Regions from separate parts of the Homo sapiens genome. Here region 1 is linked to region 2. Evidence: read pairs that join two places in POLR2A ChIA-PET (ENCODE). Cell type or tissue: OCI-LY7. All regions are shown on one strand. Links, peaks and the distances in the headings refer to the core of each region. The heading gives the core; the rest is flanking DNA. Region 1 overlaps C2CD3 (C2 domain containing 3 centriole elongation regulator). Region 2 holds the start of RELT (RELT TNF receptor).

The links. ChIA-PET counts read pairs that join two places held together with the same protein. Peaks named below come from ENCODE experiments on the same cell type or tissue, not always from the same donor. Only the 100,000 strongest peaks of a DNase experiment are listed, where the experiment ranks them.
Region 1: POLR2A ChIA-PET joins it to region 2 with 21 read pairs; 2 of 35 experiments call an interaction of 5 or more read pairs at or near these places.

Annotation. Positions count from the first base shown.
Region 1 is chr11:74,007,132-74,022,431 of GRCh38, reverse strand. C2CD3 (C2 domain containing 3 centriole elongation regulator) reads left to right here. Exons shown (of 33, transcript NM_001286577.2): 33 at 8,907-9,714. The coding sequence ends at 9,047. It overlaps UCP3 (uncoupling protein 3), which reads left to right and starts at 13,347. Exons shown (of 7, transcript NM_003356.4): 1 at 13,347-13,454; 2 at 15,295-15,300. RefSeq lists enhancers at 10,377-10,526, 13,099-13,738 and a silencer at 13,872-14,052. In OCI-LY7, for the core only: no CTCF peak of the experiment used is centred there; no DNase peak of the experiment used is centred there.
Region 2 is chr11:73,375,121-73,390,420 of GRCh38, reverse strand. It overlaps RELT (RELT TNF receptor), which reads right to left and starts at 14,022. Exons shown (of 11, transcript NM_152222.2): 1 at 13,922-14,022; 2 at 1,240-1,309. The coding sequence starts at 1,284. RefSeq lists enhancers at 1,457-1,566, 1,402-2,349, 2,271-2,430, 2,350-3,297, 3,298-4,247 and 2 more and silencers at 5,071-5,310, 13,503-13,582, 13,673-13,962, 13,993-14,302. In OCI-LY7, for the core only: CTCF peaks have their summits at 3,785 and 6,859 (motif pointing right); DNase peaks (open chromatin) are centred at 3,670, 5,110, 6,940, 7,500 and 3 weaker places; H3K4me3 peaks cover 5,195 bases; H3K27ac peaks cover 7,020 bases.

The DNA of each region.
Region 1 (15,300 bases), core at 2,909-10,908, 630 kb before region 2:
AGACGTCTTGTCCGATGTGTCACAAACAATTCACTCTGTCCAAAACTTGAGCTTGTCATCTTCCTTTGCATACTTCCTCTGCCACCTGCATCCATATCTCAGGAAATTCAGCCACCATCCATGTAGTTACTCCTGCCAGAAGCACAAGTATCTCTCACCCCTGCTCCTTTATCCCCCATGACCCACAGCCAAGATCCACATCACCAAGGCCTGTTAATTCTGCCACCTAAGCATCTTTTGAATCACTTACTTCTCACCCTGCCCTGTCTAGCCCAATCATCTCCCCACTATTTCTTTTTTTTTTCCCCGAGACGGAATCTCACTCTTGCCCAGGTCGGAGTGTGGTGGTGCGATCTCAGCTCACTGCAACCTCTGCCTCCCGAGTGCAAGCAATTCTCCTGCCTCAGCCTCCCCAGTAGCTGGGATTATAGGCGCGTGCCATCACGCCCAGCTAATTTTTGTATTTTTAGTAGAGATGGGGTTTCACCATGTTGGCCAGGCTGGTCTCGAACTCCTGACCTCAAGTGATCTGCCCGCCTCAGCTTCCCAAAATGCTGTGATTACAAGCGTAAGCCACTGCGCCCAGCCCCCCCGACTATTTCTAACCAGTCTCACTTATACTTGCACTTTTCCACCACCATTTATTCTCCACACTGTAGCCAGTGTAATATCACACTCTAATCAGATCTTACCTCACTTTACCACTGGCAGGGGGAACACTCTTTAAGCCTGTCAAAACCCCAAAAAACTTCCATATTCCTAAGTCAATTATCAAATCTCAGTGCCTGATTGCATGTGACACAGTTGATCTCTCTCCTTTGAACACTTTCTTCACTTATTTCTAAGGCATCACTTCTTCTTGGTTCTCCTCCCTCACTGGCTGCTCCCGCTCTGCCTTGTTTGCTGGGTCTCCCTCATTTCCCCTACTTCTTCTTCTATATGCTGAAGACTCCCGATGGTTAACTTGGCCCAGACCTAACTCTACAACTGTAACTCTACAACTGCCTACCCAGCATCTTCACTTGAATATCTAATAGATGTCTCAAATTTAACATGTCCAAAATTGAGCTCCAGATTTTATTCCCAAATCCATTTCCCCTTCAGTCTTCTCAATTTCGATTAAAGGGTACAGCTGAACTCTGGAGGGGGGTGGTGTTTTTTGTTTGTTTGTTTGTTTGTTTGTTTTTTGAGACAGGGTCTCCCTCTGTTGCCCAGACTGGAGTGCAGTGGCATGATCTCGGCTCACTGCAAACTCCTGGGCTCAAGTGATCTCCTGCCTCAGCCTCCTGAGTAGCTGGGACTCTAGTTGAGTTGTTCAGACCAAAACTCTTGGAATCCTCCCTGATGCCAGTTTTCAATTAAACAGGAAATTCTGGCAGCTCTATCTTTAAAATATACAGAAATGTGCTTCTCACCACCCTGGTCTCAACCATCATTATTTCTGGCCTAGATTATTGCAGTAACCTCCTAACTTGCCTTTCTGCTGCTTCCCTTGCTCCTCACAACCCATTCCCCATACAGCATCCTGTTAACTTTTTAAGACGTTAAATCAGTCATCAACTCAATCATGTGACTTCTCTGCTCAGAACCTTCCAATAACTTCCCGTCATTGAATAGGAGAACTAGAGCTGGGCCTGAGGATAGGCAGGCCAGAAAGTAGGAAGATAGTTTTGACCTCAGACTTGAAATTTGCATCTTTTAACAAATGTGCAAAGCCACAGTCCTGAGCTAGGTGCAGAAGACAGGAGCTTCCCTCGGGGAACTCACAGTTCCCTGGGGAGCCAGCCTTATATCTAAGTTCCTCCAACTCCTGCCAACTGCCTGTCATGCTGAAAGAGCTAGGACCCTCATGCTGTGGACCCTGCCTTTAGGGAGCTCGCAGTTCTTGGAAACGCACTGGACTCCAAACCACTCATTTCCTCAAATGACATTTGCCTATATTAGCACTGAAGTAAAGCAAAGGGAATGAGTATAGGAAAAGAAAGACAGAGCCATGTGGGGTGGCTTAAGTTGAATTCAACAAAGATAAAGGAAAGGCTTTTCATGCTGTGGATTTGAAAAGAAGAAACCTTAGAATCAACAGAAGTTGGACAGCAGAAGGTACAAGCACTGTGTGCTAGAGACATGGTCAGAAATGGGAAGAGATGGGCCTGGACTGAAACAAGATAGGAATTAGAAGCAAAGGACAAGAAGCAGCCTGTCTTCTGAGCCTTGGCCTCCCTGCCCTGTCCACATGGCACTTCTTTACCATGAGGTGAGCCTTGTCTTGCTCTGTGCCTTCCTGTGTTAAGCCCACGCTCTGCCCACATCATGAATGGGCCCCTGGATTAACCACAGGCATCGGGCCAGACACTGTTATTCATAAGGAGTGAGTGTAGGAGGCAGAAAGTATGAGACAAGGCCAGGCATGAGGGTACCCTTAAAACCTTGAGTTTTCCACCCACTCCCACCCGATGTTCTCACTTGTACTCAGCCAGACCACAGCACTTCAGACATCACTAAGGATCGAGGTGCCAGCAAGCCTGATTTTTTTGTCCTGTCTCTGCTTATGACTTTCTGAGGTCCTCAGCAACATGTCTAAACCAAGGGATAGAATTTTTCTATCCTGGCACCTCTAATCCCAGCTACTTGGGAGGCTGAGGCATGAGAATCACTTGAACCTGGGAGGCAGAGGTTGCAGTGAGTCAAGATGGTGCCACTGCACTTCAGCCTGGGCGACAGAGTGAAACTGTGTCTGAAAAAAAAAAATCTATCCTTTGGTTTCCTTTCCACAAACCAGAAGCAGCTGAAAGATAAATAGTCCTGGTAGAGAATCCCAGCTCTCCACAAAGCCACCAGATCAGATCAGTAGGGGGCCTGAGGGAACTTACTGATCCTGGGTTTCTTCTCAGCCTGTGGTCCAGGCCTGACGGCTGAGCTGCCCCTCTTGGGGCAAGAGGTCCTGACCTATTGCCTCATTTCATTAAACCACCAAGTCCCTAGCTTTCTGCAGAGCCTAAGAGAGACCTAAAGGTCAAAGTATCTCTGATAAAGGCCATACAGAGCTTTTAGAAGATAAGCAACTTGGCCACGGGTGTATAGAGGTCAGGAGAAACAGCCAAAATTGGCTGGCGCCACCCTGGCCCAGACTGCAAGTTGGCAGACACTTTTTAGGAAGGGGCTCATAGGTCTGCTGGGCAGGTGCTAGTCTCAGGTTGCCTGAGCCACTCTGAGGCCAGAGTCCAGGAGGAGCCAGGAGCTCTTCTTGTAAGAGTATAACTTTTAACCCTTCCCTCTCAAAACCTGGACTTTGGAGCCCTCTCTCTGGCAGAGCTTGGGTTCAGAAGATTGAGGATCATCTTTTGAACCAGGCCCTGTTTAAAAAAACAAACAAAAAAAAGGGTTGAGGAGTCTTGCCCTAGTCAGGCCCCTTCGTAGCATAGACTAAGGCCCAGGGTGAGGGAGTGACGTAGGCCCTGTAGAATGGGCCTGTCCGGGAAGGCTTCTTGGAGTAAGGAGAGGGTGGCATCAGGTGGGGTGTGGCACGGAGGGAGCATATCGGTAATAAGAACCACATGACCAGACCTCTAATTTAGGCATGGAGGGTGAGCTCAGAGCATGAGACCAGAGCCATGCGGCAGCCGGGCTGAGCAGGTCAGATTTGGGATTTGCCTCTCAGGGCTGGGCCTCTAGTCTAAGTGCCTTGTCCTCACTTCCCCTCTGCTCCTACTTGTGGCTGCTGAGTTTGCTGCTCTCTGTAGTATCAAGGAAGTTCTAGTCCAGGCCAGACTCTGAGAGCCACCCCAGGGAAAGGCAGCCAGCCAAAGGGGTGAAAGTTGAGCAAGGCAGGCAGCTATATTGAGCCCTCACTCGGCCTCTGATGCAGCAATCCATTGGCAGGTCCACCTAGCCAGCCAGACCCAGGCGGCTGTTTACTTTCAGTTTTCAGCTCCTGAGTCAATGTTTATGTCACTTAAAGGGGCTACTGTGGAAAAGAACAGAACTTTAGCCCTCATCCCAGACCAGAGGCTCACTGTTACCAAAGAAGGGGGGAAGACAGTGGGGCGGGGAGAACTTGCCTGGTCTAGCACTGCTTACCTCAGTACAGGAGATCCTGTACCCCAGCTCTACTCAGGACTTTTGGGGCCTGACCCTTTGCCAGGGATGGGGTCTGAGAACAGCAAGGCTTCATTTTGCTCTTGGGTCTGCAGCTGGTATTGGCTCTAGCTCCATCTTAGCCTCTGTGTTTTGTAAGATATTATACCTGGTCAGAACCTCGGCCATATCTGAATTTTATTTGAACCCAGCATAGACCTGGATAAGAAGACCAAACAGAAGTTCTTAGATCCACTTGACAGTGAAGCTAAGACCCAGAGAGACCCAGAGTGAGAAAGCATCTTGGTCTTGAGTGAGTGAGACAGTTAGGTTGGGCCACAGACCAGTGTCCCTTCCACTGCACTCCATTGCCTGTCCTCTGAGAAAGTCCCTCAGATACTTGGAAGCAGGGGTAAGTGGGGGCACCTGTACCCACCAACCCCTGGGAGCATGTGGCCTGTTCGAGGAATCCATCTGGGGGCTGGAGTGAAGAGAACCTAGAACACAGTGGCTGGGATCAGATCATGTTCCAGGCCAAAGAAGAGGGCCAGGCCCTCCTGAGAGAGCTTTTGGAGAAGAGTCTGCATCACAGGGAGCAGACCAGAGAAGGAGCCAAGGGCCGGGATAAGCCCGTGGTTTATAGAGTGCCTCCTCTTGCATTATCTGCTCATCCTGATCCCATTCAGATGCACAAACCAAGGCCCAAAGAGAAGGTGGGTTGCCCAACACCGCTTGGCTAAGAAGTGGTAGAGCCAGGACTAGAACCAGCTCCTTATGCAGGGTTAGCCACTCAATTTGAAGAGCCTCAGGAAGCCCCACATTTTCTTTCCAAACCACTCCTTACACCTTCCACGTGCTCCATTTTCTCCCCAGCAAAGTCTGATCTTTAGCATTGAAGGCTCTTTTAAGACACATCTATTATCAGAGAGGCCTATCATGTTCATGACCTGGGTGTCCAGGTACTCAGAAAGGAACAGGTCCCATGTATGGATGAGGTAGGATTTAATGGGGCAGCCTGAAAGCCCCTGGCCTACTGCCGTGCTTGACACCCGGTCCACAGGAAAGCCAGTTCTGTCCTTCAGCCTAGTACAGTCGTCAAATACCCCATCCCTGTTCCCTGGGAAGGCCCTTACAGATCAGCTCGCTGAAGTCCAAGAAGAATAAGATCAAATTCCCCCCAGACATTCTGGAACTTCCTCAACCAGCATCAACCCCTCTTCTAGTAATAGGTTTGTCTTGGCTGTTCTCCATACCTGCAGCTCAGCCTATCCACCCCCACCACTTTCCTAGCAAAGAAAATTCCTTCCTCACAAAACCTGCACCTCCACGTGGCATACCCTCTCTCTTCATTGTCTGTTCACATTCCACCTTCATGTTTAAGTTCCCGCTCCAGGGACTTCACCCCATGGATGACACCCGCTGTCTAGACTCCAAGGCACCTGCAGCCCCTCCAGCTACGACGATCCTGCTTCCATGTGTGTTCCTCCTGCCTCCCCAGGAAGGTTGATGCCTCCCACAAAGCCCATGTTCTGCTGACAACTTTCTTGTGCCCTCAGGTCTACAGCCAGAAGTGTAGGAGTATTTCAGAGGAATGGATGATACATTTGAGGGTATCCCTGCTCTGGCCAATTTCGCCTCTGGCCAACCCCACCAGGGTTGTGTGTTAGGGTAGCAGTCCTGATGAAGGAAGAATCTTCACTACTAGTCAAGATGGTTTCTAAACCCTATTGAGGTCAACAAAAGCAAAATGCTGCTGAGTGTGAGTTCTCTGTCCTTCCACACCCCGCCCCTGCCCTGTACACAGAGCCAAGCCCTGTCCTTGTCCTTGTTCTGATTCCTGGGCCTGGGCCTTGCAGATAAGGCCCCCTAGGTCATTGGGTTAGGGTATCAGTGCTGGAAGGTTGGTGCCACACACGATTCAGCTCCAGGGCAGATATGGCCCAGCCAGTAGGTGTAGGTCTGTGCTCATGCTGTTCCCTCTAATGAAAGACCTCACCTGACAGCCAGCTTCTGTTGAGACCTTGCCCATCTTGGAGCCCACCTCCTGTGAAGCCGCCCCAGACTTTCTCAGCTGTTACTAATTGCTATTTTCTCAGTGCTCACAAGCTCTAAGCTTCATCTCTGTGATTGTTGGGTAGCTCATTGTCTGTCTTCTCTCTAGCTGAGCAGCCCTATGACAACAGGAACCACGTCTGCCTGTTGTCCATAAGAGTTGATCAAGTTGATTAGATCTTAGGCTCCTGAAAAGTTTGATGAGTCACCAACAGAGGTGTTTTGTTTTGAGACAGGGTCTTCCTCTGTCACCCAGGTTGGAGTGCAGTAGCATGATCATGGCTTACTGCAGCCTTGAATTCTTGGGCTCAAGCGATCCTCCCACCACAGCCTCCTGAGTAGCTGGGACCACAGGTGTGCACCACTACACCCTGCTAATTTTTTTTTTCCTTTTTTTTTTTTTTTGAGACAGGGTTTCCCTATGTTGACCAAGCTGGTCACAAACTCCTAGACTCATGCGATCCCCCTGCCTTGGCCTCCCAAAGTGCTGGGGTTACAGACGTGAGCTACCCAGCCCAACAGAGGTCTTTTTATGGTCATTTCATGAACTGAGGTAGTTGGCCCTTCCAGCCATGGAGAACAAGACTCATCTAAGTCTCTCTAAAACAGAGAAGACATCTCTTCTAGAAAATGGGGAAACAAATGCCTGGTTTTAGGATTTGAGATAGAATACTATGCTCTAAGGCCTGTTTTCCCATCTGGCTCATAAAACAAACATCTCCCTACTTCCCCTTCAGAGTAGCAGAGAAAGAAATGGAAGGTAAGATACAACTGATGACCCAGAAAATCTACCTGCAGTACAGCTGGGGGTCAGGAATGGGACTTGTGTCATCCTAAATCCCAAATAGCTCAGGAAACAGCCATCTTGGATCTTGGGAGTAGAGAAAGATATACACAAGCTTAAAGTGCTACATAGAGCCTGAGAGAGTTTAACTTAACTAAAGACCTGGCATATGGTAGGACAACAACCACTGGTTCTAGAATGAATGAATGAGAAGCTTACTACAAAGAGTCTCCTCCCCACCCAATTTAAACCTGTGGTTACCCTGGCCTGGTCCCACCCACACTGGTCTAGCAGCTCCCAGGCTCCTGTCTTGGAACTGGCCTCGCTGGGATCCCAAGCCTCAGACCCAGGCCGTGCCCTGCAGGAGCACCCAGTGTGGAAGTGGGAGAGCAACAGGCAGAGGCTGGCCACTGGCCTCCCCTGGTCTGAGGCATCATGCAGTGCAGGTGCTTCCTGTATTTTGGAAGGAAGAACTGCAAACACCAGCAAAAAGTGGGTTTCCTTCTTCCCTTCTAGCCTAGACCTGCCTAGAAGGCAGGGAGATAGATCTTCTAGTCTCTGCTGTGCAGCCCAGCCCTAGTATCACTTTGCTCTTGGTTATAAGGAAAGGCTGCCTGTGGGCTCATAGCACTGAGAGCTTCCCAGATTGTAGACATTCCCTTGGCACTTAGAATTCTAGACTGGCAGGGACCCTCAAGGTTTCCCATCCACACTTCTATTTCATGGGTGGGAAACTGACATCCAGGCAGTAGATCAGGGATGCCTGACTCCACTCCCCTTATCTCATTCTGGCAATTCTAATTCTTTAGGCAGATCTCTCTGCCTCCAGGGCTTAACTCTGAGCTGAGAAAGCCTAAAACGGAGTTCTGTTTATTTCTGCGCCCCTCTCAAGTAGGTATTAAAAAAGATTGAAGACATGAAAGAAAGAATAACTGAATGTTACTGATGCCAGAAGCAACTCTCGCTGGGCGCAACTCTCGCTGGGCGCAACTCTCGCTGGGCCTCAGTTTCTCATGAGCAGAACTGCAGGGGGTAGGTGGTCCCAGTCTCTAGGGTCTCCACCAAGCTTCTTCTCAGTGCCCAGGAAGTGGTACAGTGTGCTCTCAATAGTCCTTCAGCTTATGACAGCCTCAGCTCATGGGACTTGATGACAGGGAAGAGCAAGCTGCATGCCATGAAGTCAGCCAGGTTTGCCTGTGGAGGCTGCTCCCATCTCCTTTCAGAACTGCCCCCTCCCCTATCAGGCCCCCACTTCTTCCCCAGGGCCTTGCTCTCAGCCAGCTGTCTGGGATGGCTTTCCTGTATAGCTTTGAGCTCCTTCAGCACAGGAGCCTGACATGGAGTAAGAAAAAAGAAAGAAAAATGAGTTAGAGGAGTCCAGAGGACCATGATACCATAGCCCACAGGTTTAAGTACCTTAAAGGCGGAATTAGTGATGCCCTGTCAGCCAGAGTCAGAGAGATCAAAGTTTGGTAGCCAAGCAGTAGGTAGGTGCTTTATGTCACCTGGCAACTCCAGGAGCTCCAAAGGGCCAAACAGAGAGTGTATTATTCACCGCCATCTCCCTGAGAGTTGGATATGTTCCCAGCATCACACATGGGACTAAACCCAGAGGACAAATGACTTGTCTAAAGCCATGCAACAGGAGAAGGGATGAGGATTCAAACCTATCCTGGAGGTGACGCTGCCTCCTTCTCCAGAGGCACAGAAAGAGTCAGGGCTGGGGTTCACGTCCCAGCTCTGCTACTCAGAGCTGTGGGACCTTGAGTTTATTCCACCTGAATGTAGTTTCCTTATCCACGACATGGGGAGAATGATATACCCCCCATATGGGGTTGAGGTAAGGGTCAAGCAAGATAAGGTACGTAAAGCGCTTTGTAAACCAGGCAGCTCTACATAAATATTAACCAAAGGACCAAAAGATGAGAGAAACCAGCGTCATCCATTGGTGGTGCCATATCCTCAGTGGTAACCTAGCTGACTTCTTCCTCTCCAGGACAAGAGCGAAGCCACCAGGGGAGCTCTCTCCCAAAGGCCTTGTCGCCCCAGACCTAACTCGCTCCCCCTCAACCTGCCTGAGGAAGAAACTCTCAGGATTGCACGGATATTTTCTTCTCAGTACTCCCAGAAAGACTGACGCAGCCTGAGGGGCTGGGGGGAAGGAGACACCTGCCCACCCTCCGTCAGCTTTGTCCAGCTTGCAGGAGGCACCAGGTCTGGCTCCTTCAGGGCTGTCACAGTCCTGAAACCACCACTTGCCTAGGCCACGGATGCCTCAAGAGACCCGGTCAGCCCAGACTGGAGGAGTGCCCCAAACCAGTCCAGTGTCCACTTGCCAGAATTTCAGCTCCTTTTTTCTGTGGTGAGGCAAAGGCTAGAAATAAAATGGAATCCGCGCCCAAGTGGGACCCAAGCAGGCATCTTTCGGTGGAGAAACGCCCCCCAGTGTCCTTGACACAGCTGACTGCTGGCATGAGCCCACCCTCTGCCTGAAGATGCAGGACCATTTTTGCCTTAAAAGTTGGGGAGGAGGGACATGTAGATTGTGTGCATTGTGCATAGTCAAGGAAATCCTAGGGCCACCTCCAGTTCATTTGTGTGGGAACAAGGATATTTTATAGATACAAATTATTTTTATGCTGTGTTGAATTAATCAATTAGGAGAGGAAGGGGAAATCACTTCCTTCAAACTTTTTATCTGATTGTCTAAAATTCTAACCATGCTTTTAACTTATTATTTTTACCCAGCTCTGAAGGTCATTGTTCTTGCCTGTGTTTGAATAAAATCATATTGGTGTTTGTAATCTGTGCACAAGTGTTTCGCTGGAGTGGGGATGCTAGGAATTCGTGTGTGCCCTAACTGCCAGAGAGAAAGATTAACAACCATACACCCCACGCAGACGAAGATCAATCACCATGAGACTTCTGGCTCCTCCAGAATCAGGTTGGTCCAGATGACAGTGACACCCAGTATTTCCTTTGCTGATGCTTGAAATCCATCAGACAAAGCCCCGTGGGGAGGACAAGAAAAGGGCCATGGATGGGTGCAGTGGCTCACACCTGTAATCCAAACACTTTGGGAAGCCGAGGCAGGCAGATCACCTGAGGTCAGGAGTTTGAGACTACCCTGGCCAACCTGGCAAAACCCCGTCTCTACTAAAAAAAAAAAAAATACAAAAATTAGCTGGGCGTGGTGCACGCCTGTAGTCCTAGCTACTCAGGAGGCTGAGGCAGGAGAATCACTTGAACCCAAGAGGTGGAGGTTGCAGTGAACCGAGACCACGCCACTGCACTCCAGCCTGGACAACAGAGCAAGACTCCGTATCACAAAAAAAAAAAAAAAAAATGGGGTCGCGGGAGCCAAATGTGCAGAGTGAGCAGTGTGGCTGGGCAACAGGCTTTCACCCCCAAGTACATGTCACTTCACTCAGTCCTCAAAACAGCTCTCTAACTCTAGATATTATGATATCTAGAGTTTCTGTAAGTTCAGTGTTTTGCCTCTGTTTGTGTAGTTAGGAAGTGATTAACCACACAAGAAATCCCAGAGGTATTGCAAGGCTACTGCTTTCAGTAATCAAAACAAGGTACAGCCAATAAGTGCTCTGAATTTAGGGACTTCATGGAGAAAGACCATGTGGGCTGGGGCAGTCAGGGAAGGCTTCCTAGAAGAGACAGGTCTTGGGGTGAGCACAGAGAATTGGCCCAGGCTGTGGACAGCTATAGAGAGAGAGCCAGGAAAGCCTGTGAGCAGTGTGCAGCTGGAGATAGAGACCAGTCTCACTGCGTCTGAGCCTCTGTGGCCTCGTCTGTAAAACAGAGATAATCACCCCAGCTTCATGGGGTTGTGAGGAAGATCAAATGAGATGACATTTGTGAAAGTGCTTCGCCTACTTTTGGCACATGGTGGAAGCTTAGGAAATGTCAGCCCCACCCACTCTCCTGACTTTCGGGAGCAAACCAGTAGAGAGGCAAGCATGCAGCCACTGGGGCAGGCAGAGCACTCCTGGGCCTCAGAGGGTGCAAAATGATGCGGGAACCTCAAGGAAGGAGTGGGTGCTGCCTTCTTGGTGACAAGCCCTCCCGCTTCTATTTATCTCTGCTCCGACGCCTGCCAGCCCACCCCTCCCCAGCACCACAGAGGCCAGCCTCCCTCTCAAGTCACCAGCACAGAGCATTCAAGGCCCAGGGCCCCACTTCCCTTGGGGCCCAGGGGACCTAAAGAGGGGCAGTCAGGGCCCAGGCCTGAGGGGGAAAGCCCCAGGTAAAGAATATTCCTCCAAATCCCACTCCAGCTCCCGCAGACAACCTGATCGGGGTCAGGAGGACACACTCCTACCCCAGGCTGAGAGCAGCCTCTGATAACACAAAAGGACCCTGAGGGTGGAGACCTCCCACCTCCACTTCAAAACAGTGTGTTATTTATCAATATCTTATCCCCGGAAGTTGAATCTATCTCCCAGTGCCAACTCCGAGATAAATGACTTGACCAGGCGTGTGGCATGGATTAAGGCATGAGATAGGTGTTCCCACCACCAGAACGAGCCAGTGGCTGCCTCTCTTCCCTTTGAGCCCTCCCTCCACAGAGACCTGTGAATAGGTGTTTCTGATCCCTAGGCTGGTTGCATCCCAACCCAGAGCAGGCAGCCTTCGGACTTCTAGCATGGGCTGGCCTCAGGACATGGAGCCAAAGCAGGCAGACCTGGCCCTGCCCTCAAGCTCCCAAGCTAAAGAGAGCCTGGCCCTCCCTCCCACTAGGTTTCTCCAGAGCCTGCTGCCTCCTGGTTTGGGCTTCTACTCTATTCTTCCCCCACAGACTCCCTGCAATTTACTGCATCACCTCTAGACTAGCAATTACAGATGGAGCTCAGAACCTACTTCCTGAGCCTTCCTAATCTCAGCAGCCCTGACAGCCACTTCCCTCTTAACACTAATGCAGCTGCTTATTCTGCTGACATTAAGGTCAGGGCCTGGTCCAAGGAAGAGGACAGGTACAGCCCAAGCTTTGCACTTGAACATCCATGCTTCTGACCACCTGCCCTGTGACGCTGGCTCTGTGCCCCAGTCCAGAAAAGACTTCTGCCTACTCCTCCTCTGCCCTACCCAGTTAACTCCCTTTCCTTCCCTCCCTTCTGCTTCTCACTCCTCCCCTCCCTTCTCTTCTTCTTCTCCCCTTCCCCCATCACCTGGGGCCCGATTCAGCTGTGCCCAGCCCTTACTCTGAGTGCCCACAGATGGAGCCTCCAGTAGCTTCTGTGGGGCACCCTTCCACCAGGTCCCAGCTCCCTTGGCTCCAGCAGTGTCCATGCTAAAGCCTCCAAGTGTCATGTTGGAGAGAATGGTGGTCACAGTAGATAAGCCCAAAATGCCTTACAGTTTACAGGCTGGAGTCAGGCCCCGCCACGTGCTGGCTACATGACTTCCCTGAGATTCCATTTCCTCCTCAGTAAAATAAGTGGTAAGATTTTAGGATCCCCAGCACTAAAAAGAAACGAAATACTGATACAGGCTCCAACATGGATGAATTTTGAAAGCATTACTATACTAAGTGAAAGAAGCCAGTCACAAACAAGCACATATTGGATGATTCCATTTCTAGGAAGTGTTCAGAACAGGCAAATTTATAGAGACAGAAAGTAGATTGATTAGTGGTTGCCTGAGGCTGGGGAGCGGGGGAAGGGAGGTGACTACCAATGTGTATGGAGTTTTTCCAGGGTGAGAGGGTGATGAAAATGTTCTAAAATAGATTGTGTTGATGGTTGTGCCACTCAGAATATACTAAAAACCATTTGAATTGTGCACTTGAAACAGATGAATTGTACGGTATGTGAATTCTATATCAATAAATCTGTAATTTAAAAAAAAAAAATTAGGTCGGGTGCAGTGGCTCACACCTATAATCCCAGCACTTTGCCAGACTGAGGCAGGAGGATCACTTAAGCCCAGGAGTTCAAGACCAGCCTGGGGAACACAGCAAGACCTCGTCTCTACTAAAAAATTTTAAATTACAAAAAAAAAAAGTAAAAAAAATAGAATCCTAATAGTACCTATCTCATAGGATTGTGGAAAATAGTAGTAATGTATGTAAAATATTTAGCACATAGTAGGCACAAAGAAATGACATTATTATTAAGAGACCTGGGAGAGCTGTGCCCAGCCTATCGTGGGAGGCCTTGACCTTTGGACTCAAAAGTGGCAGCAGGTCCACCCCCCCATACACCCTTGTCACCAAGGAAGCGTCCACAGCTTAAAGGAGCTATATTAAAGCACCCCAAGTCAAGAGGACTGAACCAGATCTGGAACTCACTCACCTCCCCTCTCACCTCACTGCCCTCACCAGCCAGCCTCTTGTCAAGTGATCAGGCTGTCAACCAACTTCTCTAGGATAAGGTTTCAGGTCAGCCCGTGTGTATAAGACCAGTGCCAAGCCAGAAGCAGCAGAGACAACAGTGAATGACAAGGAGGGGCCATCCAATCCCTGCTGCCACCTCCTGGGATGGAGCCCTAGGGAGCCCCTGTGCTGCCCCTGCCGTGGCAGGACTCACAGGTAAGACCCCTTTCTCCTCCCTCATCCCTTCCCCTCTCCCTCTCCCTTCTCCTTGTTCTCCCTTTCATTGGAGGCTTTCAGAGAGCAGCCCCGAGCAGTCAGGGCTCACTAGCTGCAGCTTGTCAGACCTGATAGAGATTCAGTCCAGCCGCCACCTTATGAAAAGGGAGCTGTGGCCTTGATGAGGGTACTGTGGCAGGGCTGGGGCTTGAACCCAACACCCGTGTCACTCACTCAAGACTCACACCCCCTTTGCCTTGCTGGCTGCCTCTGGTGGGATTTTGCAAATCCCCATAGACAGGAAGTGGCTTTCTTCTTTGCCTGCCCCAGAATCTCTGCGATTCCTCCAGAGCATAAATCCCTCTCTTTCCATGAGGACCCTGGGGCCCTCTTCCTGAGTAGGGATGACAGGGGCACTTCTGACCTGAGGCGTGGTCCAGGTCATTTGCTGGGAGCTTTACAGAGCCCATGGTCTCTGCCCAGACGGCTTCTTCAGTGGGCTGCTGTGAAGGCTTTGCCGGGAGGGTGGGTTGGAGTTGGGGAGGCAACTGGTGTTGGGTAGGATGTCTCAAAATGGGGTCCTCTTCCCCTGCTTCAGAGCTACCACAGGGAGTTTTCCTAATGCAGATTCCTAGGCCCCACCCCAGACCTAAATCAGGATCTCTGGGGCTGAGAGCTGAGAATCTGCTCTGTAAACAAGCAGCTCAAGGGATCCTTGGCTCTCCCTGAAGTCTGAGACTCTCTGGGCAGTGAAACAGGCGCAGCTTCAGATGTCAGACAAACGTGGGCACCAATCTCAGCTCCAGCACTTCAGCTGTATGACTAGCAAAAGCCCTGGAAGCCTCAGGTCCCTGGTTTACGAAATGAGAATAATAATAGCAACTACTTGTAGCCTTATGAAGGGATCAAATCAGTCAGTGTCTGTAAAGCCCTCAGCACGGTATCTGGTGCAAGAAGCAACCAGCAAACATTAATGGACCATGCTGACTAGAACATCCCATCCCTCAGGAGCCCCAGCAGAGCTACAGTAATGAGGGTTCCACTTTTGACTTCTTCCTCCACTGGCCAGTGGCAAAAGGCTGCCGGCTGCTAGGGGTCTAGGAGAGTCTGGAGTGAATTGGGAAGAAGATTGGGGAGTGCTGGCCTCAAGGCACCTCCTACCTGTGCCCACCACTGTGGCTTTCCCTCCTCCCGCAGCTTGACTACTGAAAGTTCTAGAGCCCCAAGGTGGGCTTTTGACCTGAGTCTGTGTCCATCCATTCCATTTTCCATGAGTGGCTAAGAACTGCCCCTCTTGTCAAGTGATCACGCTGAGGCCAAGAGTTCAAGACCAGAATAGGCAACATAGAGAGACCCCCATCTCTACAAAAAATAAAAAATTAGCTGGGTATGGTGATGCACACCTGTAGTCCCAGCTACTCGGGAGGCTGAAGGTGGGAGGGTCACTTGAGTCCAAGAGGTCAAGGCTGCAGTGAGCCTGGATTGCACCACTGCACTCCAGCCCAGGTAACAGAGTGAGACCCTGTCTCAAAAAAAAAAAGGAGGCAGTTTGATATTGGGGAGAACAGATGCCTGAGCCTCGGTTTCCTCATGTATACAGTGCAGGTACCACTATCAGCTCTGCCTACCCCTGGTAAGGAGGGGAGGGAGAGGGTCAGGAGGAGGATTGCAAAATTCAAGGGATAGGAACGTGACCTGTTTTTATAGGCCAAATTCATGCAGCTTAAGTATGGCACCACCCAGGCTTCTCCCTTTCTAAAGCCCCTCCTGGGTAAGGAAGAGTTCCTGGGAGCCAGGCCAGACATCACTCCATCAGCCTTCTCTGGCCTGTCTCCTGCAGCCCCAC
Region 2 (15,300 bases), core at 2,338-10,337:
ACACACTCTTCTAACCTCAATCCCTCACACTGAGGAAAACCTGTCCTGTCCCAGACCTGCTGCAAGACCAGTACCTGGGCAAGGAGAGAGCCACATCTGGCTCTGGAAAGTGCTGGAAAGCCCCAGATAAGGCCACATCAGGATCTCAAGCCCTTCCAGCTAACCAGAACGATGAGGAGGAAATGCTTCCGAATCCTCTCTCGTATTCTGCCCCCACTTCCTCCTACTTTGGGTCCATCCCTGGCCCCATCACAGCTGGGCATATCATTAACCAGCCTCATTTATAATCCCTGGAGCCAAGTCTGCAGGTGGCGCTTCCTATTCTGGGCTCTCCCTTCAGCGAAAGTCTCCAGGACCACATCCTCCTCTGCAATCTTCCCTCAAGGCGAGGCTACCCCATTCACACCCACACACCCAAACAGGGAGACGCATCCCAAAAGAAAGCTCCATCTTCTCAGTGTGTGTCCCCAGCCCATTTCACTAGGAGTTCTCTCTGCTTCCCATTCTTAGGAATGAACTGTCTCTCCTGAATCCCTCCTAGAGTCCCCCAATTTGGCCTAGGCTGGATGAGGCTACCATCAGCTGCCCTGGAGATGGAATAGGGATCTCCTCAGACCCCAGAGCGGCTCCCAGCACCTGCTAAGGCTGGAAGGCCTCCTGTACATGGAGCAACCCTTAGCAAGGCCCAAGGCCAAGTCTCACCCTCCCTGAGCTTCTAGCGTCACAGCAGAAAGATGGGCCCCAGGGCAGACCCCAAGATGCTGCAAGTCTGTAATGTGGACTTGCCTGCAGCTCCGGGCAGCTGGCCTGATCCTGTGATCCTGGGACCTGGAATCTGGGATCCCCCAGACCAATACAGATCTTGAACCCCAGCACCTGAGGTGCTATGGCTCTCAGGGTCCAAATCCCAGGCCTCTTTTGCCCAGTTTCCTCTTGGTGCCCAGCATACCCTCTGGGCTGGGCTCCGTTCTCATGCCTGCGTGCCAATGGGCATCTTGCCCTCAGCCATGCCTGCCTTGCCCATAAATGCCAGCAAGCCCTTCATTCTCCATCTCCCTGACAAGCCTGGGTGGGCCCAGAGGTGCTTCCTAGGGTCCAGCTGCCTCAGATTCTTGACGAGCTGAGTAACTGAGCCCTGCCCAGCAGGGGGTTCCCCGGGAGTGTCTGCACCCTCTTGCTGGAGGGCTGCAGGGCTGAGGGTGCGGCTTTTCTCCTTCCCAGGGCCCATCCCCAGCTCACCATAAGGAAGCAGGACAGGGGCCGGCACAGCAGACTTGGCTTCATCCTCAGGCCCCTGGTGGTCGCCGGCCTAGGGCAGATGGAGAGGAGGCTCGGCAGAGCGGCAGGGACAGGCAGGCAGCTGCTGTCCCCTCAGCACCACTTCCAGGATGACAGGACTCATGGGGAGCAGGCAAGGTGCTGCTGGGCAGGCAGAGCCCGGGGAGGCCGGCTCCACACCCGCAAGCACAGGCCCAAGCAGAGGGGGCTGCCCTGCCTGGGAGCCGGCCTCACGGGGCAGCACAGGCAGGAAGGCAGGAAGAAGGCTCTGCAGGCTGGGAGGCTTCCCAGAGGAGGAAGGGCTTCCTTCCCCTTCCTTAAACTGCCAGGTGCCCCGAGGCATCAGCAGGGGAAGGAAGCGCGTGTGGCGGCCTGTGTCCGTGATGACAGGGTTGCAACCAACACCCAACACCCCAGCCCGGCCTCCACACTCCAGCCCAGCGCTCCAGGCTCAGGCTCCCCCCGCCTCCTCCTCACAGGTCTGCAAGCATGCCCGGCCTCTGCCTTCACTCCTGCTGGTTCTGGTCCAAGGAAGGCCTTTTCCTTTACCCTTCAAAGCTCAACACGAAGGCCTCTCTTTCCAGAAGCTTCTCTAGAAGCTTTCCCCAAAGTGGGTCTGGCTCCCACAGCTCCCCACCCCATCTAGGTCCTGGTCCTTCTGCATGGCCACTGTCCACACCTCTTCCAGGGAGGCTGACTCCTCCCTTGAGGCTGGAACATGTCTGGCCACAGCTCTTCCCCTGGCAGACCTATGGGGCTGGGGTGGTCACGGCAGCCAGTGCTCTGTCTTTGTCATCTCTCCAGCACCTACTGCGTGCGGGCACTGGAGAAATCGGTATGAACAAGACAGACAAGGTCCCTGTCTGCAGGGAGCTCCATCCCAGGGGAGACCCAACTGCAAACAGAGAGGTGCCCCTGCCATTTGGTGGTAAGTGCCAAGAAACGAAATAAAGCAGAGTGGGAGTGCAGTGTGTGATACTTCAGAGAAATATCCATGGTGGCGTCACGGCCCACCGGTCTGAGACTGAGGCCCCCAGGCCCAGACGGTGGCCTGCTCTGGAGAAGCCTCCGGCCAGTGGACGAGGCGGACACAGCAGGACAAAGGATTCACATCAGACAGCAGAAGGGACAGGTGGCAGAGCAAGGAAGTCCGCTGTGTACTTCCTGGAGGCCTGGCTTCAGGGGCACGAGGCTGAGGAAAGCCGTGCTCTTCAGGCCACACGCAGCCTCTTAAGCCCAGGGGCAGCCTGGGAACCCAGCCACTGGCTCAGGGCCGCCGCGGCTGAGGCCCCCGCTGTGACTCCAAGGCCGGTGAGGTGAGAAAAGCGCCTCCTGTGGTAGTCCCAAATCACTCAGAGTCCTCTCCCTGCAGGCAGCCCGGCCCTCCCACCTAGAATAGCAGCCCAGGAAACCGATCTGTCCACCCGCCCTCCCTCTTGGCAGATCTCAGAGGGGCCCAGGGTTTGAGTTACACTCAGGGGAGGGAGTGGGCAGCAGTTACATCATCTCAGGACTCTCCAGGTCACTGGCAGCCACTCTGGGTCCCAGGCCAGCTCAGGGGAAAGCCAGGGACAGGAGAAGGTAGGGCCACAGTATAGGGTGGAGGCCACACCTGGCAGTCAACACCCAACAGATGGCACCCCCAGGCTATTTGGGGAGGGTCCCCTGTCACTCCTTAAATTTGGTCACAAGTCTTCCTTCCAGTTTCTGCCCCAAAGTGTCCTGTGCCCTTGTCAGGGCCCAGCTCCCACCTCGAGCCTGTCTCCCCATGGCCCCTCCTCTGTCCTTTGAGGGATCTAACCCACAGACCTGACCACGAGCCCCAAGTCCTCAGGCTTCACTTCCCCACTAGGCCTGACTACGCAAGACAGAGCCTGATGCTGGGGGTGGGGGCAGGCTGTGGCAGGCATGGTGGCTCACGCCTGTAATCCCAGCACTTTGGGAGGCAGAGGCAGGTGGATCACGAGGTCAGGAGTTCAAGACCAGCCTGGCCAAGATGCTGAAACCCCGTCTCTAGTAAAAATACAAAAATTAGCCCAGTGTGGTGGTACAACTTGTAATCCCAGCTACTCGGGAGGCTGAGGCAGGGGAATCGCTTGAACCTGGGAGGTGGAGGTTGCAGTGAGCCGAGATTGTGCCACTGTACTCCAGCCTGGGCGACAGAGCAAGACTCCATCTCAAAAAAAAAAAAAAAAGACAAAGCCAGGGGGAACCGTGACCAACCCAACAGCCCAGCCCCCAGCTCTAGCAGCCCTCCATGTCCCCAAGGTAGGCCCAGAGGGCTGATGCGGGGGTGAAAAGAGGCCAAGCAACCACAGCAGAGAGCCCTAGAACCACCCCAACCCTGGGTGGCACCTGCTAGGTGACCTGAGCCCACAGGGAGCAGCTGTGCAGCTGCTCATCTGCAGACAGACGCAGAGCTGTGTGATCTAGAACCTTCCAGGAAGAAAGCGGGGTCCAAAGGCCCAGACTCAAAGCCAACGAGGGCCCACTCCAGCACACGCATAGACACTGCCACCTAGGGCCTTGCACCTTCTAATTACGCACCTTCTCATTACCCCAAACCAGCACTTACTCCAGTCTGGCTGCCCGGCCCCCACACTCAGCCCAGACTGAGCCCCCACTGGACTTGCCCGGTCAGGTAGAAAGGCCTGGTGCACACACATGTCCACACCTGCTGCTCAGCACCCCTCACACCCTGCCCCACAAGGCCTCCACTGTCTAAAACGGCCCTGGAACCGTGACCAAAAAAACAGTTAGATGGAAGCCCCCTCGGCTGGGAGGGGATATCTGAAGGTCCCATATCCGTCTCTGCCTCATCCTAAAGGCTGGGCAGTCAGTGAGGCCCCAGAGCCTCCGATGCCTGACAGAGGAGAGCCACACCCAGCCACACTGGATGGGGAGGAGGGGCCCCAGGGGGGTAGCAGAGAAGGAACTTGGCTTAGAGGCCACTCCTCCCATGTCTCCTAGCCTGGGGCCCAGTCTCCACTGCCACCAACTCCCTTTGGGACCTTCACATCACTGGGTCTCAGTTTTCTCATCTACAGAGATGGGGACGTTCATCTTGCTGGCATGGCTGTCGCGAAGTTTTTGGGGAATTTCTGTTTTGTTTTTTCTGAGACAGTGTCTCACTCTGCCATCCAGGATGGACTGCAGTAGCACGATCACAGCTCACTGCAACTTTGAACTTTTAAGTGATCCTCCTGCTTCAGCCTCCTGAGTAACTAGGACTGCAGGCATGCCCCACCATGCCTGGCTAAATTTTTAAATTTATTTTCTGTAGAGACGGGGTCTCATTATGTTGCCCTGGCTGGTCTCCAACTCTTGGGCTCAAGCGATCCTCTCGCCTTGGCCTCCCAAAGTACTGGGATTCCAGGTGTGAGCCGCTGTGCCCAGCCAGTCATGGGGTTTAAAGGAGGTAATGAAGCTAAAGTAGGTCATGGGATTTCCTTCTCCACAGCCCTTCTCCTCTGCCCTGCTGGCAGAGGGCTGTGATTAAGTATTTGTTTGCTTACTTGTTTATTCCTTGCTCCCCCACCAGACAGTGGTGAGGGCAGGGACGTCTGTTTTATTTGCCACAAAACTCCACACCCAGCCCCATGTCTGAAGCGGGAGGCCTCCAAGCAGGCTCACGAGGCGGGGAGGGTTTCCTCAGACTCAGCTCTCCAAAAAAATGCCCGAACAATGAGAACCAGAAATTCCCTGGAGAAAAGCCAACTAGCAAAGGCCACGGCCAGACCCCCAAGCTGAGGGCCCCAGACCACGATTGAGGCCACAGATGGTGGAGCCCCAGGGAGGTGCAGCCTGGAGGCCTCAGAGAAAGAGGAAGCTGTGCCACCAGCCCAGGCCACAGGCAGCTTCCCCTTTCCCAGAACTGAAGCTCGCTGGGGTCACCCGGGCCCTGCCACGCCACTCCCCCTCCCCTAGGCAGGGCCCTCCCCTTCCCTACAGTCCCTAAGCTCTCCCAAGGCCTGCGCCCATTGCTCTTGCCCCCTTGCCCTGTCTCTGGCCTCCAGGTCAGTCCCGCCCTGCAGCCTAGGTGCCCTGACACCCAGTTCTGGCCCTGGCCCTGGGCCAGCTCCCACCACCCTCAGGATGGCGTCGTGACGCGCCCCCACCAACCTCCCCCACCCACACGCCTGCCACGCTGAGTGCTTTCCACCCTCACACACGCTGCACCTGCTTTCTGCTCTCCCCTCATCGCTTGGCCAGCACCCACTCTTCCTTAGAGCTCAGCTCGAAGTCACTTCCTCCTGGAAGTACCCTCTCCCCCACCTCCCCCTCAGCATTCATGGTGCCATGCAGATCCTATTACCCAGCCCTTTCCCCACCACGAGCTGCCTGCTCCATGCCCAGTGCCGACCTGGGCGGGTATGGGCTGATTTGGGGGAGAAGGCAGAAAAGGCACTCTTGGTAGAGAGCCCAGCTATGCCGAGCTAGAAGAGCCAGTGAGCAGGCTGAGGGGGAAGGAGCCCAGAGGCTGGGGTGGGTCAGAACCCAGATCTGAACCCCTGGGCTAACCTGGGGATACAAAGTATGGGGTGCAGTCCTGCTCTGCTCTGTCTTGCACTGGCTCTGTGGCCTGCCTGCAGAGGGCTGTGGTAAGGCTGAAAGAAGAGAATCACATTAAGTACTCAGCACAGGCCTGGCACAGAGTAAGCATTCCCCACACTTCACTGTGACTCAGTTTCCCTACGTGTGGAATGTGGAGGAGAAGGGCACAAACCTTTTATTTACGTTCAGTGCCTGGCACAGAGTCTGGTATACAGGCGGTGCTGGGTTCGCCCTGGTGGGAATCTGGAGGGTGGGAGGGCGGAGAAGACGGGAGGAGTCTGGAGGAGTCTGGGAAGGTTGGTGGGCAGTGCTCAGGTCACACCAAGGCTCAGCTGCCTGCCAAAAAGCCTGCACTTCCCCCTAGGGCCTATGGGAGCCAGGAAGGGTTAAGCAAGGGATGGAGAAGAATGAACAGTTCGGTCTCAGCAGGCTCCCCAGGCTGCCTGCTAAGAGAGGCCGCACTGGGGGAGATGGAGGTGGGGGCTGGTGCCCACCTGGAGGAGGGCAGGTAGGGAGGCAGCTACTCTGCTTCCCAGATAGTGGCTCCTGAGCCTGTGGACCTCCCTCTGGCCTCCAGAGGCTAGGGTTGCCTGGAAACACAGCTGGACACAGGCCTCCCTTGGCGGTGGCCACACCCAAGGCAGGAAGACAAAGGCCACCCATCAACAGAGAAATCCAGGTTAGCAAGGAGCCCAGCGGTTCCCTGGCAAGTGGGGCTGAAGTAGGGCAGCGACCACGCTGAGTGGCTTTCCCTCTTCCACACTCACAGGGAAAGGAATGGACCCCAGCCCTGTGCAGGCCGGGCCCTCATCCTGGGTTGCTGCCTTTCCTTGCAGGAGAAGTGAGCATTCCTGTTTCACAGCTGGGCAAACTGAGGTCAGGGGAGGTCACTGGCGGGGGTCACACAGCCAGTAAGAGATGAAGCAGGAATGGAGCCCAGGACTGTCTCTTTTCTGCCTCCTTTTGCCCTGCAACTTAGCCCAGGACCTGGCACATAGTAAATGTCCTTGCAGTGTTTGCCAACCTGATGGTGGAGGCTAGCAAGCTAGTAGCACCCAGTAGGTGGCTCAACTGAGGGTCTGTTACTAAGGACCCAGGAGGGCCCCAGGAGAAGGTGCTGTCTGCACCGCCATCCCATGGGGCCTCTAGGAGTTGCCTGCATCTATACTCATTTGCATATTGTTCTAGTCTGTGCCAGCTCTGGCAGGAAAGGGAGCTGTGAACTGAAAGAGGCAGGAAGACCGGGGAAGTCTGGGAATTCCCAGAGCGGGGAAAAAGAGGTCCCAGGGTGGAACCCCAGCTTACTAGGGCTGCTGCTGGAAGCTCAGAGATGTGCAGAGGCTGGCTCAGGGCCACTCAGTGAGACAGGTGCTCCACTCCTGCCCCCTCCCACAGCCCTGGGCAGCCATGAGCTCCCAGGTCACCACGATGGGGTATAAACCAGTCCCTCAAGGGCTGGGGAGCACCTCGAGGCCAGGCAGCAGCTGCTCCCCAGCCCACTCTCAGCAACACCCCCAGAAGTTGGGCATGGTTCTGCACCTCAGACCTCCTGGCTGCCACCAGGCCTGGGTTTCAGTGGCTCAGGTGGATGGGGTGGGGCTGAGGCTAAGGGGGCTAAATTGGCCCCTTGAGGCCAAGAAAAGGGCTGAGGTGGCCACACCTGGCCCACCCAGCTCCTCCCAGTCTGGGTATGGTACAGGTGCAATCCTTGCCCCACTTCCTGGGCCGAGTCTGGGGCTAGAGGAGGGATGTCTGAGACCAGACAGTTATCTCGGGCAGAGAGGAGGCTCCCTAACCCTCCTCACTGAGCACTACTGCCTGTCCCCTTCCCACTCTAAGCTGGGTCTCACTGAACCCCTCAAAGACAGTGTTCCATGCTTCACACAGAAAAAACTGAGGCTCAGAGAGGTCAAGTGGTAGCCTGTAACAACTTCACCTTGAAGGAGATGAAGTTTACCTACCCTGGAGTAGGGGCAACTGGCAGGCGACCCCTGCCTGAGCCACCCAGGCCTGGTATCTCCACTGCTTCTGGCCACCGTCAACCTCTCAGCACCACAGACAGCCCTGTGTTGCCAACCCTGGCCCTGAGACAGGACAGCAACGGGTCTGGGGGTGCTGAAGGACACCTCACTGCAGCCCCGGCTCATGCTCTGCTACCTCCTCCAAGAAGCCACCTTTGCCACCTGCCCCGGCCATAAAACTGATCCCAAGTCCCTAATGTGCTCAGCATGGGCCCTGCCCCCAATCACCCTGACCTGGAAGACCTGGGCAGAGGCTTTGGGAGGGACTTGGGGGAGACCACAGCCCTGGTCTGCCCCATTCTCCAACTCTCCCCAGACTTGCGGTGCTGGGGAAAGAGGCGCCCCCAGGGCCATCCCAGGTCAGGTCCTACCCAGTGGAGCTACGCTGAGGACTGGGGTCAGTGCAAGTGCAGTGGTGGAGCAGGGAGGAGACAAGGTTGGGCCCTGGAGCAACCCACCAGGGTTCAGACTCTGGCTCTGTCACTTCGCAGATCGATGGCCTTGGGCAGGTTACTTACCCTCCCTGAGTTTCGGGGTCTTCCTCTGCAAACAGGGGTGCTAGTCCCTGCCTCATGGGATACTGAGGGCTCTCAACACAGCTCCACGAGGGCCAGAGGAACCCAAGCTCAGGACCAAGCAACAGCCAGCCGAGGTCACCCAGAGGCTTGGGTGTGGCAAGAGTGCTTTGGGGAACTCCACGTAAACCCTGGCAGCACAAGTAGAGGGGCCTCGGCCTCTCTGGGAGGGCCCTGGGTGCCCATGTCCCAGCCCCTGTACAGGCCTACGTCCACCTGCTCCCACACCAGCCAGGGCCATGGTCAGGAATGTAAGGGGTAGTTCAGCAGTCAGGAACCCAGCCCCAACTTCCCAAGCCTGTTTCCCAATTACACCAGTGCAGCTGACCTCATGGTGTGGTGGAGGACTCAGCGTTCACAGGCAACAGGGGCTCTTCTTACAATCAGGCCTTGGGCCAGGCATCCCCTCCTGTAGGAAGCCTCCCCAGCCTCCCTGTCAAGAGGGCCCCCTCTCCTCTCCAGACTCCCCCACCCCTCACCCCTGCCATCAGTTTTCAGTCTCCCTTGATTCCTCGAGAAGGGGTGAGGCTCCTTGAGGGAGGGAGGGAAAGGGTCTGTGCAGGAGGCCAGGCATGCAGCAGGCTGGTGGTGTGGGTGGCCAAGGTCCTCCCCTCTCACTGCTCCTCCTCACAGTGCATGCACTGGGCTAAGCGCAGGTCCCCCCTCTGGAAGCCCCCACTCCTCTCTCTACCTGCACACTCAGACCCTGACTCTAACTGGCTGTAGAGGTCCCGCTGTCCCCCTCTGTCTGTGACAACTAGCCAGGGCACTTGCTCACAGCCACATGGGCAGCTTATTTATAGAGCTCTCATCTTTCCCAGAGTGGCCTAGGAAAGAACTCTGGTCTTCAAGGCCAGCAGACCTGGGTTTGGATCCCAGTGACACTGGGGCCTGGCAAGTGCCTCCTCTCTCTAGGCCTTGGTTTCCCTGCCTGTGCTTGGAGGGAATGATGACCCCCAGGAGTATAAGGCTGAGGATGTGACAGCCTCCCGGGCCATAATCCCACGGATGGGCAGAGTAGGGATGCAGCATTGGCTCTTGTCCTCTCTGCCACTCCAGCCCCACTCAGCAGCACCAAGCCTAGGCCCAGAAAGACACGGGTTCAGCACACAGTGGGTATTCTCCCTGTCCAGAGACCACATCCCTGCTCCCCCATCGATCCTGAGTGGGGAATGGCGCCAAACACACCCTGCTGAGTAACCTCAGGCAAAACCCCTTCCTCTCTGGTCCTCTCTCCTGCTGACCTGGCAGAAGGGCTGGCCCCATAACAGAAGTAGTCAGGTCCCGCCCAGCCAGACTGGGTGCTGACCAGCCTGGCCCTTCTTGAGAAACTAATGTTAGAATTGTCAGACAAACCCCTCGACCCTCACCTCCTGCCTGGAGACCAGGCTGGGGGCTGGGTAGGATCTGGAGTACCTGACTACAACACAAGTGGCTGCGTGACTCAGCCTAGGGCTGCTCTCTGAGTCGAGGTTCCCCCATACCAACTTGGAAAGGAGAGGGCCCGGGTGAGTGCTGTTGTGAGGAAATGCTGGGCCCAGAGCCTGGCACACTACAGGGCCTGAGCAGGGACAGTTGCCTCTACTGGCTCAAGATGTCGAGGACCATGACAAGCACTACACTTGCCCCCTACCCACAGGAGTGGCCGTGAGTCTTTGCCCCCACCCGCCAGCACACATTCTGCCTCAGGTCATGGTGAGCACCAGAGACCTGGGTGCAAATCTCCCGGTGCCTCCCAGCACACAGGTGCTGGGATCCTAGAGCAGCTGCCCTTCCTCAGGAAGAGGTCTCGTCAGCACAGAGACGGCAGTGGGAGGGGGTGGGCTACTGGCCACGCTGGCCCCACCAAGCTGAGCATGCGGTACCCACAGGTGCCCCAAACCTGTGCCCATTCCCCAGCAGTGAGGGAGGACACCTGGCAGGTGGCCCACAACAATGAAGGGAGACTAATTTCGGGCCAGGAGGGCTTCCTGGGTGAGGTGGAGCTGGGGCTATAGTCTGGATGGCCAAGAGGGTTCTAGAAAGAGGGAAGCTTTAAAAGCAAAGGCAAGGCAGACAAGGCATCTGGCAAGGAGAGGCGAGGGTAAAGATGCAAATTCTGAAAGGCCTTGGAAGGAAAGGCCTCATTGCCAGGTGAGGAGTTTGAACTACACTTTGTAGGCGAAAAGCAAGTTATTTTATGGAGGTCACTCTGGCAGTGTGCGGGAGAGCCGACGTGGAAGCACAGAAGCTAGAACCAGAGCCTGGGCAGGGATGGCAAGGCCAGAGCTGGAATATGAGGCAGGCCGACGTCCAGAAGGTGTGTCTTGGGCCTGCTTCCAGTGCTGGCCAACCTCCAGCCGCCAGGGAAAGTGTGGACACAGAATGACAAACTCAGGACAGAAGGCAGGTACCGCGTCTGGAAGGTGAAGGTTCTAGGAGTCCTAGGGTAAGTCCCTGAATTCTCAGAACCTCAATCTCTCCTTCTGTGAAATGAGATTGGGCCTGACCCTATGAGTAGGGGCAGGTGCTGACTGGCCCTCAATATCTCCCCTCCTTGGCTAGACATAGGGCCCTCCCTCCAGCAGCTATCACACCAGTCCCAACTGTGGTCACAAGTGGAAACCCAGCCTGGCCCCACTGTCATCCCCAGAGGCCCAAGTTCCCAGAAAGGTTTGGCTTGGCCAGGGCACAGGCTGAGGCTGGGGGCCTCCTTTAAGGCTGGGATAAGGAGAAGTTAACCCTTCTCCTCTTGCTCCCCCTCCCAGGCCCTAAGCTATTTCCACCTCTTTGTTGAGGATGGAAATAACTCCGGCTCAGCCCCTAGAGACCACGACAGCTATTTTCATCAGCCCCAAGAAGCACAGCTCCAGTCATTGCAGAGAGGACCGAGGGACACCCTGATCCCCAGTTCCAGTTCTTGGCCAAGTGGCAACAGTGGTCAGAGCCAAAAGGGGTCTCTGGGAAGAACAGGGAGACCGAGGCCCAGAGAGAGTAGGGACCAGCTCAAGGTCACTCCCTGTCTGCTCCCCACCATAACATGCAGGTGGATTTGGGGAAATGCCTCTAGAGCAACTGCAAAGGGGAGGGGGCCTCTCAAGTATGATGAAGGTCACCTGGGACTCTCAATTTTCCCTGCTACCCCTAGGCTGTGCTGCTAACTCCATACACTCTTCAAAGCCATGGGGACACCCCCAAAGCCAGGTCCAGGCTCTAGAAGGCAGGGGACAGGACTTTCTGGTGATGTCTGGTTGGGAGTGAAGTCTGGGGAGGAACAGGAAGACCATGTAACCCACCCATCCCCAGTGTTCCAGACATGTGTGCACACACACACATCATACTTAGAACTCACAATGTAATGCCCTGGCTAGGCCACGCCTACTAGCCCAAGTTTGAGAGACAGAAGTCCAGGAAAGCCATGAGCAGTTATTAGGAAGGTGGGTGATCCTCTCTCCCAGCATCTCACTGGTCTCTGGGGTCAGAAGACCTGAATTCCAGTCCTGGCACTGTCCTGACTCTGTATGACCTTGGCCAAGTCACTTTGCTTCTCTGATCCTCAGTTCCTTTCTCTGAAACACAGTCACTACATCTCAGAATCACTGCGAAGATTCAACAAGACAGAACACCATGAAGTGTTCAGAACAGTGCCTGACACTGTCCCCCACCCTGTCCCCCACCCCTAGAATGTAATCAGCATTTTCAGAGGACGACAGCAGAAGACAGAACTTCCAGATTCTACAGCAAGTGCCACCCTCTCCTAGACTAGGGAGCTCAGCTTCCACCCCACCCTGCATGAACCCCACAGACCTTCATACGGGAGAAGGGGCCTCAGAAGGGTCTTGCCCAGATGGCGAAAGGGTACCGCTCCAGCTCTCCAGCAAGAACTTAGCCTCCCAGACCAGAGACCACTCCTGGGGAACAAGTCTCTCCCCACTCTCCCCCAACCCAAGGAACTGAAGAAAGGACACCCAGGCAGAGAAGTGAATGTCTATGGATTTGGGGATCCATATTGTCTATGGATCCATTTCGTGACAGAGGACCAGGAAGCCTTTGGGTGGGAGGCTAACGTTTCCTTGACCAGTTTTGGAGAAGGCTGTGCTTCCAACCCTATCAGTAGCCCCTGAGTGCAGCCCCTGGGCCGCTGTGTCCCCAGGAGAAGCCTGCCCCCACCCCCCACTGCAGTCTTTCTGCCTGAAGGGAAGGGAGAACACAGGCAGTTGACCCAAAACAATAGAGGATCCCAAAGTGATGATTCACAGTCCATTCAAAGCCCAGCACCTCAGTGTGCAGATGGGGAGACTGAGGCCTGCGCGGGGGAGGGGGGCGGGGGGGTCTGAGAACAAGATTGTGTCCGGGTCCGCTGAGAATACAGATTACACAGGGGCAGAACTTTGCCAGGTGTAGGGACTTCGATGCGTGAGTGTGTGGATGCAGGTGGGCGGGGGGAAGCTGAGACTACCACAGGGCCCCTACCCTGCTGCCATCTGGGCCACCCCACCAGATGTTGCCCAGCCTCGGCTTTCTCCCTCAGCCAGGGCCTATCCCTCAGGGTCCATCTCCTCACCAAGCTGAACTCCTGAGGGGTGCCCTCGTGGGGACAGTCCTGGAGACCCTTGTCTCCTGGCTCCCCAACTTCCTCATCGCCCCACATCTGCCGGAAGGTGTCCTAGGTCCGGTCCCTCCTCCTCCTGCCTCTTACTCATCATCACCCTAGGCGCAGACACACACACACACACACACACACTGACACCACTTGACCCCACACGCACACCATGGCGCCAGCGAGCTCGGCTCGTTCTCAGTCACTTGGGCTCCTCTCCCTCTATTTCACACTCACAGTAACGGGTGGCCCTGGCCCTGCGCCGGTCACGCCCCAAGCCACGCACTTCGTGACCCCAGTGACCCCGGGTCTTTCCCTCACACAACACACGCACACACGCTGCCTGTCTCCCACACACAGAGCCCCTCTGTGTCGCCCGCTCGGCCCGGCGTCACCGCCCAGTGTCCCAGCCACACGTTCGCCCGGCCAGGCCGCCTCACGCGCCGTGTCACCCACAGTCACGGGCTGACACCATCCAGACCCCCCCTTGGCCGCCCCGCGCCGCAGCCGCGCCGAGGCGCCGCCGTCCAGCCCGCACCACAACCTGGTCTCGGTCCAAGTTTCCCGGGCCGGGGACCGCTCCGGGCCCCGCCGGCCCCTCACACCGCAAGTTCCGCTGCTTCCCCGCGCGCCCCCCGACAGCCACCACGCAGGGCCGGCCCGGAGTCGCGGCCGGAGGACCTGCAGGTCACGGGGCTCGGAGACTGGCGGTGGCCGGTGCGCGGAAGGCGCCGGGACAGGACGCGAGGCGGGAGGAGTGGGGTGGGGGGGCGCGCGGCCGGGCTGCCGCATCCGCCGAGCCCGCGAACTTCCTCAGAGACACGGGGAGGCAGGGGGCGCCACTAGGGTCCGTATCCCGCTGGCCCGGCCGCGGAGAGCAGACTCTGGATGGGCGCTCCGCGCGCCCTCCTTACCTGGCTGCGCCGCGGCAGCTCCAGCTCGGCTCCCCGTTCGACTCGGCGCCGCGGCCCGGCTCGGCGAGCGCCCGGACAGCCGCGCAGCCTGCGCGCCTTTTGAATGAATCGCCGGCTGGGCCGGGAAGGTGCGCAGACCCGCCCCCGCGCGTCACGGCCGCTCCGCCCCCGACGTCAGAGCGCGGTCTGCGCCCCGCGCCCGACTCACCCCGAGCCGCGGAGGGGCTCGCCGCTCTGCCGCTGGGCGGTGCTGCTCTACGTCGCCCTCTCTCGCGCCCCTGGGAACTGCAGGGGGCTGCGCGGGACTGGGCGGCGGTGCCCAGAGGGCCTCTTGTATCCGCCTCTTCAAGGCTCTGAACCAAGCAAGGAGTTGTGCGAAGCAAGATAAAGAGACTGGAGACTGAGATACTCCTCTGGGTCCTCTCAGCATTGCCAGTGTAACTAGAGCCACCTCTGCCCCTTTCTGGGCTTCATCTTCCTCCTGCCAGTTGGTGGCCAGGAAGAATAACCTCACTTTGCTTTGTTGACGAGGCCCAGGCCCAACCCTGGAAACCCTCACCTAGTTGGCGAAAAGGCCTGGTGAAGGTGAGTCTATAAAGGAAGCCCACACGGTGGGCTTCGGCACATCCTTCAAGGCCTAGTGAAATCCTCCAGGAGGCGTCTCCTGCCTCCACTCCCCTACTCCCCGCACCACTTCTCTGTGCCAGGGTAGTTAGTTTCCCTCCAGCAGGACAGGTGACTCAGTGCCCCCCTCCCTACTACAGCCATCCCACCCTGCCAGTTTCCAATGCCAGTCATCACAAACTCCAGGCAGTATTCACACTGTATTCCGACTCCGAATCGTGTCCCCTGGAGTTGTGCTACAGGGTGTGCCAGGACTGGAGGGAGCAGCTCAGTGGCCCGTTCCCCCTCTCAGTACTATTCAGGGGATCTCAGGCGGTCCTCCTGGGACAGTAGGGCTGATGGGAGACTGAGACACCAGGGAGGACCTAGTGCTGGGCCAGAGGCCTGGCTGGGGTCAGGATAATCACAGCCCATGACAGAGATGGAGAAAGGAAGGTAAATAAGTCAGCTGGGGATAGATGGCTGGGGGTGGGGTTCTAAACAGTCATAGAATCTGAACCCAGGGGCTAGGAGACGGAAAAGGTCAGGTCCCCAGGGTCCAGGAGATTCCAGGAGGCGAACTGGACACCGCATGGGGAGGGGAGCAGGGGATGAGTTTTCATTTCCCTGGGTCATGCTCAGGTTGTGGGGGAAGGGCATAAGGAGCTACAGGTCATTGATGTCAGGATCATGACATCAGCACCCTCATATGTCAATGGAGACCTCCAGGGCTGGGGCAGGGGTTCTTCCAGGGTCCCACATCCCAGCCTACGGAA